Regions from separate parts of the Mus musculus genome. Here region 1 is linked to region 2. The links are chromatin contacts, found by Hi-C in ENCODE. All regions are on one chromosome and are shown on one strand. The core of a region is the stretch at or near the end of the contact, and the rest is flanking DNA. Distances in the headings are between cores, read along the strand shown. Region 1 holds the start of Tufm (Tu translation elongation factor, mitochondrial). Region 2 overlaps Lrrc28 (leucine rich repeat containing 28).

Evidence for each region. A loop is a pair of places that touch in the nucleus more often than their neighbours do.
Region 1: a loop to region 2 is called in a map of T-helper 17 cell, with 190 times the contacts of the local background. The contact joins the promoter of Tufm here to the enhancer-like site in region 2. A Hi-C loop is called at or near these places in 5 of 37 maps with a recorded cell type or tissue (T-helper 1 cell, T-helper 17 cell, T-helper 2 cell and 1 more).

Annotation. Positions count from the first base shown.
Region 1 is chr7:126,484,785-126,489,621 of GRCm38, forward strand. Tufm (Tu translation elongation factor, mitochondrial) reads left to right here and starts at 2,571. Exons shown (of 10, transcript NM_172745.3): 1 at 2,571-2,706; 2 at 2,804-2,998; 3 at 3,476-3,642; 4 at 3,866-3,970; 5 at 4,053-4,217; 6 at 4,336-4,468; 7 at 4,552-4,656; 8 at 4,768-4,837. The coding sequence starts at 2,664. It overlaps Gm46001 (a long non-coding RNA gene), which reads right to left and starts at 1,730. Exons shown (of 3, transcript XR_001778288.1): 1 at 1,698-1,730; 2 at 1,376-1,547.
Region 2 is chr7:67,513,327-67,517,734 of GRCm38, forward strand. It overlaps Lrrc28 (leucine rich repeat containing 28), which reads right to left. Exons shown (of 10, transcript NM_175124.5): 10 at 84-1,852. The coding sequence ends at 1,780. Among named protein-coding and RNA genes, the nearest start is that of Gm34079, 5.3 kb to the right of the region's middle. Within about 2 kb of position 1,690, at least 1 of the 3 ENCODE cell types and tissues checked has a DNase peak (open chromatin) inside an H3K27ac peak, as active enhancers do.

The DNA.
Region 1 (4,837 bases), core at 1,321-3,820, about 59 Mb after region 2:
AAAGTCTTGCCTGAAGCCCACTTCTTTGTTCTAGCCCCCAATCAGATTCCTGCCAAGTTTCTAGAAGCAGCCCCAAAAGCTCTCCACAATTGGCCCAGCACCAAATTGCTCTAAGTCTATAGCAAAATCAATGCAAACCCAGGTCTAGAGTTCTATTTAGTATTAAAGCTGCAGATATAAGACTCAGGCAATCTGAGACACTGACAAACCAGACTCTGTTTTGTGTGTTCCTTCCTTGCATCTTTTTTAGTTGTTTGGGTTTTTGTTTTGTTTTGTTTTTCAAAAGAGGGTTTCTCTGTGTAGCCCTGGCTGTCCTGGAACTCACTCTGTAGACCAGGCTGGCCTCGAACTCAGAAATCCGCCTGCCTCTGCCTCCCAAGTGCTGGGATTAAAGGCGTGCGCCATGACTACCCAGTTTCCTTGGAATTTTTTTGAGGCAGGGTCTCATATTCTAAACTGGTCTTTGCTTTACAAGATATGGAGGATGGGCTGGAGAGATGGCTCAGAGGTTAAGAGCACTGACTGCTCTTCCAGAGGTCCTGAGTTCAATTCCAGCAACCACATGGTGGCTCATAACCATCTGTAATGGAATCCAATGCACTCTTCTGGTGTGTGTCTGAAGACAGCTACAGTGGACTCATATAAATAAAAATAGATAAATTAAAAAAAAAACCCAAGAGGTGGAGGATGACCTTGAACCTTGACCCCGAGTGCTGGGATTCCATGCTGCCCCCACGCTGGGTTTAAACCTAGTCCTGGAAGTGTCTAGCCTCTGTACAGTCTTATCTAGGCCTAGTGCCTTCAACCTCTGAGGCTTACTTACTGATGAATAAACTCACCTCTTCATAGCTCTCTCTGAAGTCTGGCTGGCTAGTTCAACTTAACAGTTCTGGCTCAGACTCCTCATCAAGCTGACTGATTCACTCTGGCTTTTCTCAGTTTCTCCTGAATTGTTCTGCTTGGCCTCAAACTAACACTCTGGCAATCTGTTCTGGACTTCTGGCTCCTTCTCACTCTCTGGCTCCTTCTGTCTTCACTGTGTCTAGCTTGGTCTCTTTCTACAACCTGCTCCCTGTAAAACTGCCTCATTTCTTCTCTCCCCCCCCTTTTTTTTTTTGGTTTTGGTTTTTGGTTTTTTTCGAGGCAGGGTTTCTCTGTGTAGCCCTGGCTGTCCTGGAACTCACTTTGTAGACCAGGGTGGCCTCGAACTCAGAAATCCTCCTGCCTCTGCCTCCCAAGTGCTAGGATTAAAAAGGCCTGTGCCACCACTGCCCAGCCTGGATTCGTTAGATAAAAAAAAAAAAAAAAAAATCACAAAGACTGAGGGGAGTCTAGCACAAGATTCCAGTAACACTCTATTGTCCTTTATCTTTACCTTTTCAGAGTTTCAATCTGTGCTCAGGCCTTAGGACTGGACTTCCTGCTGCAGTGTCTTAAGTGCTGGGGTCACAAGTGTGTACCTGTATCTCCTTCCACTTGATTTTTAGAAGAGATGTGATGTAGCTTGCTTGTGCCTAGACATCTCTCTAGGGATGGAATGAGGGAATCTACAGCATTTGGAAAAGATACTGTCAATTAAGCTGATAGGGTAAATTTCAGAAAGAAAGACAGAGTTAAGAAGCTTCTATTATTTGTGAGAGTTGAAGAAGCTGTGCGAAAAGATGAATGTGACAGTTAAAAGTCATTACTATACTTACACTTATTCATTAGGGGGCTGGAGAGATGGCTCTGTGGTTTAGAGCACTGACTGCTCTCCCAAAGGTCCTGAGTTCAAATCCCAGCAACCACATGGTGGCTCACAACCATCCGTAATGAGATCTGATGTCCTCTTCTGGTGTGTCTGAAGACAGCTACAGTGTACTTACATAGAATAAATAAATCTTAAAAAAAAACAAAAACAAAAACCACTTATTCATTAGGGAACAAACATTTGCTGGGTATACAAAAGATTCAACTAACAGTAAAAAAAAAACTTCCTTTAATCCCAGCACTGAGACAGGAGATTTCTCTAGAGCTGGAAGACCAGCCTGGTCTACATAGGCCAGCCAAGGAGACCCTGTCTCGGAAGGTAGTGGGGAAGAAGGAAGAAAAAGGAAAGAAAACTGCTTGTCAAGCGTCCAAAGGACTATTGGGGGAGGAGGGTTTGACTTCAAAATGTTAGAAAGCACAGGATCCCTGCAAGAGATATGGGGGCAGTTATTTAATGGCCAAGGACTGGAACTCCCGGGACTCCATCCCTGACTCTCGTTAATTTTGCCTCTTACAGGCTGGGAGATCTTCTCTCTGGACCGAACCCAGGCGAAGCTAAAGCCTGTCACAAACTGACCCAAGCCCGCTGCCCTGGAAACCACAACACCCATAAGCCTTCGGGGGCGCTCGTGCATTATGGGGCGCTCCGCATTTTCCTCCTAAAGCGGCCCCCTCAGGCTGAACTGTGGAAATTCCCCATCGTCCCCCGCGAGACACCAGAAACCCCCTCTTCCGCTCCATGCCCGGATATCAGTGGCCGTGGCCATAGAAACTGTCTGCTAGAGGCTCCTAAACTCGCTGTCCGGACCCTCATTTCCGCCGGAAGTGATCTGCAGTCCCAAGTGCCCGTCCTTCCCTGCACGCGCGGGCCCCGGGTGCCTAGTTCCCGGTCCCGGTCACCGAGTACTACCACAATGGCGGCAGCCACTCTATTGCGAGCGACGCCCCGCTTCAGCGGTGAGGGGGCGGGTTGGACGCAGGCAGCCCGGAGTTGCGAGGGGCGCGGAGGGTAGCTGGGTTCGGATCCCTGACTCCCAAGTGCCTTTCCCCGCAGGTCTCTGCGCCAGCCCGACCCCATTTCTGCAAGGTCGGCTGCGGCCGCTGAAGGCTCCCGCATCACCCTTCTTGTGTCGCGGCCTAGCTGTGGAGGCCAAGAAGACTTATGTACGCGACAAGCCCCATGTGAATGTGGGTACCATCGGACATGTGGACCATGGCAAGACCACCCTGACTGCAGCCATCACGAAAAGTGAGTAGGGTTGGGTTGGGTTGGAGGCGTCGGGCAATGTCCTGTCAGCTGGAAGAGTCAGAACTAGAGCGTAGGGTGGGTGTCTTGTAGTCCGCTGAACTTTAGCATGGCTCCAAGAGACACTTGGGACGAAGGCTGGTGGGAAGATGCAGGAGACAGGTTTCCCTGTACAGGAAGAGCTCTGTGAGGCATAAAATGAAAACTGTGAATGGTTTCCATCCAGTGTAGAGTGGTCTGTAAAGAGATGCTGTCAGCGAAGAATTGGAAGCGTCTGTGATGAGCACACACCTTAGGAAATTCTCTCACTGTCTTACAAAGTTATCTTTCCTAGAATTACATTTGAGATTTCCTAGAATTGAGATTTAACAGAGATTTATCCTTCCAGATTGTTTCTGTATGAGGGGTTCAGGCGTGTGCCCCGAGCCTTGTCTGTAGCTCTGACCCTGAGTTGAGAGGTGTGTTCTCTTCCTCCGGTAGTTCTAGCCGAGGGAGGTGGAGCTAAGTTCAAGAAGTACGAGGAGATAGACAATGCCCCAGAGGAGCGAGCTCGGGGCATCACCATCAATGCAGCCCATGTGGAGTATAGCACTGCTGCCCGACACTATGCCCACACAGACTGTCCTGGTCATGCAGATTATGTTAAGGTGAGGGTTGCTGGGGACAGCCAGCACCTGCTTCCGTTCAGTGGAGGTGTGAGGGGGGGAGGTTATAAAATAGTGGCGGTGTTTGAATATAAGAACAAGGATTTGTGGCTGTGGGTGGTGAAGACATGGCAGAGAGATGGAGATCTTCACAGCTACTTCTCATTAGAGGATGCATGTTGAAGAGGTCCCTGAACTAAGCTGACCTTCTTCCTCTTCCACCCAGAATATGATCACAGGCACTGCCCCCCTGGATGGCTGTATCCTGGTGGTGGCAGCTAATGATGGCCCCATGCCCCAGACCCGAGAGCACTTACTGCTAGCTAAACAGGTACTGGGGTCTGAGTGGGATGGACATCCGTGAGACGTCAGATGGCTCAGGAGAGTTGCTCAGTCTCTTGTCTTGCCTGCAGATTGGGGTAGAACATGTTGTGGTGTACGTGAACAAGGCAGACGCTGTCCAGGACTCAGAGATGGTGGAGTTAGTCGAGCTGGAGATCCGGGAGCTGCTCACCGAGTTTGGCTATAAAGGAGAGGAAACTCCAGTCATCGTAGGCTCGGCTCTCTGTGCCCTTGAGGTGAGCACAGCACAGGCTCCTGTTGGTAGAGGACGGGGTAGAGCTTTGCTCTGTACCTGGAAACTTAGCATCCTGTGATAGGAACAGAAGTTTCAAGGTCTTGTCATGTCTCCAACAGCAACGTGACCCTGAGCTAGGCGTGAAGTCAGTGCAGAAGCTCCTGGATGCTGTGGACACCTACATCCCAGTGCCCACCCGGGACCTGGACAAGCCCTTCCTGCTCCCTGTAGAGTCAGTCTACTCTATTCCTGGTGAGGCCCGTGCTCACGTACACCACTCCTCATAGGGGTCATCTGACCCTGGGTGACCAATAACCCATCCTGTTTCTTTCCAGGCCGGGGCACAGTGGTGACAGGTACATTAGAGCGTGGCATTTTGAAGAAAGGAGATGAGTGTGAGTTGCTGGGACATAACAAGAACATCCGCACTGTGGTGACAGGTATGAGAAGATTTCAGATCCAAGGACGTGGTCAGAATGGTCCCTTCCCATGTAGCTCTTATACCTTCATTCTGCCTCAGACCCTCTTCTCTCCTGTCTTCTTCCTTGTAGGCATTGAGATGTTCCACAAGAGCCTGGAGAGGGCTGAGGCAGGGGATAACCTGGGTGCTCTGGTCCGAGG
Region 2 (4,408 bases), core at 440-2,939:
GTTGAGAGTGACAGCCTAGAGGTTGTGTGTCCAGGCCCTGCTGTGGTTCAGTACACTGCAGTAACAGGAGGAGAGAAGACACCTGGAGTGTAAACACCTTTATTAAGAATTTAAACAAGTTAGAACAAAAGTATCCCACACCTTCTCTCAATGAGAATTCCTGAGTATCAGGGTGACATTTCATAGCTCCACTTAAGACATAAGATGGTCGAGGGCAAAACACAGATGCAGCCCTGTGTTTCCCTGTCGTTCAATTAAGTCAAGCACGGATGTGAAGTGTCAGGCCACATTTTCCTGCCTTCAGCTTATATACATGTCGGGGTTGTGCTGAAACTTCCATTCTTCCGAAAGGATGAAAGAAGAGATACACTTGATCCAGACGCTCAGCTCCTATTATACTGTAGGCCTTTGAAATATTAAGGCTGAACAGAGCAAGTTGTGAAAGGGACGGGAGGAAGTAGGGACAGTGGCCACACATGGCATGCATGGCCGCTTTCTGCCTCTGCCATTACTTGGAAGAGTCTGCTTTTCAGGCAGCAGGTGGTGTGACTGCAAAGAGATCACACACTTGTCAGTAACTATGTAGGATTTTTGGCACTGTTAGAGCCTAGAATTACAGTCAGGCTGGCTAACAAAATGTCACCAACCAAAGTTTTGGGAAATAGCTTTCCCACCAAGCAAGCCTTCTTGATTCCCCTTTCAGTCTTGTCTTACATAAATCATACCAGTAAACAGAGAACTTTTACCCCCCCCCCAAAGCAGCCCAACGAACACCTGAAAGTAAAACAGATTATGGTGGCATCCTTTCAGAGGAAGAGCCAATCAGCTGTCCCCCCAGAGAGCTCATCTCTCTGGCAAGGGAAAGCTCATGGGATTTTTGCAAAGGTGGGATGTGGACCCGTTCATTCCTTCTGTTTCCCTAGGGAGAAGTCAGAGGAAAATGAAGGCAATTTCATGTACCGGGTAAATACCACTAAGCCCCATCCACAGCAGAGCATCAGATGCCTCAAACTTCCCAATTATAGGAAAATCTTAGCAAAAAAAAAAAAAAAAAAATTCAAAACTTCTTTTTCTATAGTAGTTTAGAACAAAAGTATATTTAATTTGTGTCTACATTTTTGTTTTTAAATCCCTCTCAAAAAATGTCTTCCTAGGTTGCAAAACTTAGAAATAAGACAGGAAGTTTCCAGAGGGCGTGTGCTCTGGAGCCAGCTGTGCCTCTGCAGGAGCCTAGCTGCTCCAGCCCGGGCACCCTGCCCTGCTATGCTGGCTGCTGAGGCCATAGGCGTTGCAGAGACTCTAGAAAGTGACAAGTTTCCAATGGAGAAGCTCCTAAGAATAATCTCCAGGGGAAATCATCCTCTGGGGGAAGGCAGGATCATCACCAAACGTATGTCATCCAACAGTTAATTTGGTTCTATTATCAAATTAAGAGTTCTTCAGGGAACTGCAGCTCGCTTTAAATTAGATGTGGGGAAGCTCATTTGACTAAGTTTATATATGAGACACACTCACATACAAAGAAAAACACAGAAGACAACACGTCCTTCATTTGGGGGAGGATGTATTCCGACTTGAGGGAAAAGCGAAGGCCTTTTAGTTGTGAAGCCCAATCAGGACATTCCCAGAGTTCAGCACGGCCCTCCTCAGGACAGGGCAGGCAGGATGGAAGGGTCTGTCCTGCCTGGCTGGACTCTCCTGGCCTGGCCGCACACACTGGCGATGGAAGGCAGTCGCAGTGGCTGAGCTGGCAGTGCTCCTAAGGCTCTCGAGTGTTTATCAACACAGCAGGTTAAAAGTCCGCAGACACTGGGTGGAGCAGCAGTAAGCCACGAAGCCAATACTTGTCCTCCTGGGGGTGGGGAGAGACAGAGGGAGAGAGGAACACTGTTAGCTCAGGAGTGCAGCGTCTGGTTCTTCCCCACTGGAGACACTTCATTCTTTGTTAGAACAAGTGACTAGGCATGAATAGCAGATTGCATTGTAGAAATGTAAGGTGCCGTTTTCAATCTAAGCCCAGGCTGCAGGTAAGGCGTGTGTGTGCATGTGTGCCCCTTCTGTTAGAGGGTTTGGATGACAACCATACCTGTTAACAGCTAAGCTTTTTCATCTTCTAAAGGGCAATCAAAGAACATGAAATACATTATAAAAGTCTCAGCTAAGTATATTTTTTCACATCTATATTTCCATTACCTGGAGGCTGAGGCAGGAGGATTGCTATGGGTTCCAGGGCAGCCTGAGGTACAGAGTCAGACCCTGTCTCAAAACGAAAACAACAACAACAACAACATAAAAAGAAAAAGCACCACCAATTTAGCTATAAAACACACAGGCTGCAGAGCGTGAGTCCTCCCTACCATCTGAAGGAATCCATCCTCACGCATTCGCACAGAGCGCTCACAGAATAATTTCAGAAGGCTTATGTGACTCCAAGGTCTTACATAATGGAGATGCTCTTCTCCTGCTTGGGCACCTTTGCCTGGTGAGTCACGAGTTCCCTGGGGATCCTCATGTGCTTTGGACAGCACAGGCTCGTAGAGGCTCCTCTTCCCACCCAGAGAGCCGACGTCTGGTGTGGGGAGAGTGCTTTGCTGTTTTCCCAGGACGGCCTGTGCTGACTGCTCAGCACTGAATCCTAACTCTGCCTTTCTCCCTTGAAGCTGCACTGCTCATCATGTGCACTCAAAATGTCAGATGGAGTGACAGAGAGTGGCAAGGCTCTGGGAGAGCGAGCAGTTGGAACACTCAAAAGCCACAGCATCATGGAAGTCTGTGGGGTGAGAGAGCCAGTTCTGACTGAACAGAATTAAAGACCAACCAAACTAACTAACCAAAACTCAGATATGCTTAATGTCTTCCAGCCCCAGTTCAAGACACAGTGAGAGAATTTCTATGGTGACCCTTAAAAAATAATTTTCTCATGAGCTAAAAGATATGGCTGAAGCCCACATTCAGAGGATAGCAAATCAGATACCAGACTAAAGGTATCTTGTTTTTCATATGTAAGTGTGTGTAGTGTGGGTGCCTGTTTGAATGTGCATGTGTATGCATAAATGTGGGGACCAGATGCAGATACAGTGCATCTTCCTTGATCTTCCCGCCTTGTATACTGAGGCAGGGGTTCCTCGGTTGAACCTAGAGCTCTCAGTTCAACTAGACTGGCTGCTTGGCTCACTTTTCCTGGGGACTGGAATTACAGACAAGGTGGTCTGCCAACACCACTTTATGTAGGTGCTGTGGATCCCAACTGAAGCTGGCCCACCTGTGCATCAATTACTGCTTAGCGCTGGGAAAGGGCTATGTGAAGGTCTTTAGGTAAGGCAAAGATCTGGGTTGATGAGGACAGGAACTTAAGGCTTTGAACAGAACTAATCTAAGAATCTTGAGCCTTTAGAAATTTCATCATATTGGAAACCAATCTATCTCCTAAGAACATTAATGTTCTCTTACATAAAAAAGGTTTCAATGGCCTCCCGTAGGGTGGCTGCTGGAGAAGGAAGTGCCTAGCCTCTCTATTGAGGCAGGACCCATCGTCACCAATACTCAAGGCCTGTAGTACCACAGAGAGACATAAGGGACAGTATGAACATTTTTCAATACATAAACTTGTCAGCCTAGAAGATCATTATCTTGAAGAACACAAATGGCCAGAATTCACCTCTGCTAACCCATGGAACCTGTGACCACTGAAGAGGTTGGATTTGTCATTTAAAAGATATTCCATTACCAGATGGGTTTCTTAGACCCTAACAGTTAAATCCTAACAAGTAAAGACCAATAAGGCTTTAATACAATTTCCTTTACAGAAAGGAAGAGTTTCCAACTCATGAGGACAATATTTGCTTGACTCCCAAATCAAACAGAAACCAAACAAACAAAACCTGAGCCCCAGAACATTATAGACTAACATCTCTCATGAGAATAGACTAAAAGTTACTCAACAAGTAACATCAAAAGGGATTAAAACAACAAACAAACAGACTATACACAGAGATCAAGGGAGAGCCACTCTGGGCATGTAAGGGGCTGAATAGTTGAATCTATCAATGCGTCAACAAGCTAACTAAGGAGAATCATGTGATCTTAATAACACTTATACAAAGCATTTAAGCTGGGAGTAGTGCTTCATGCTGGGAAGACGAGAGCTGAGAGGATACAACAGGACAACGGTCATGAATTAATGGCTAGCTTGGATTACATAGTGAGTTCTAGTCCAACCATGATTACAGAATAAGACCTGTACCTCTAAAGAAAGAAAGGACTGGAGAGATGGCTCAGAGGTTAAGAACACTGTCGCTCTTGCAGAGGACCTGGTTTCAGTTCTCAGCACCTACATGGTGGTTCACAACTATCTGTAATCCCAGTCTAGAGGACCCAACAGGCATGTATGTGTGCATATACATATATG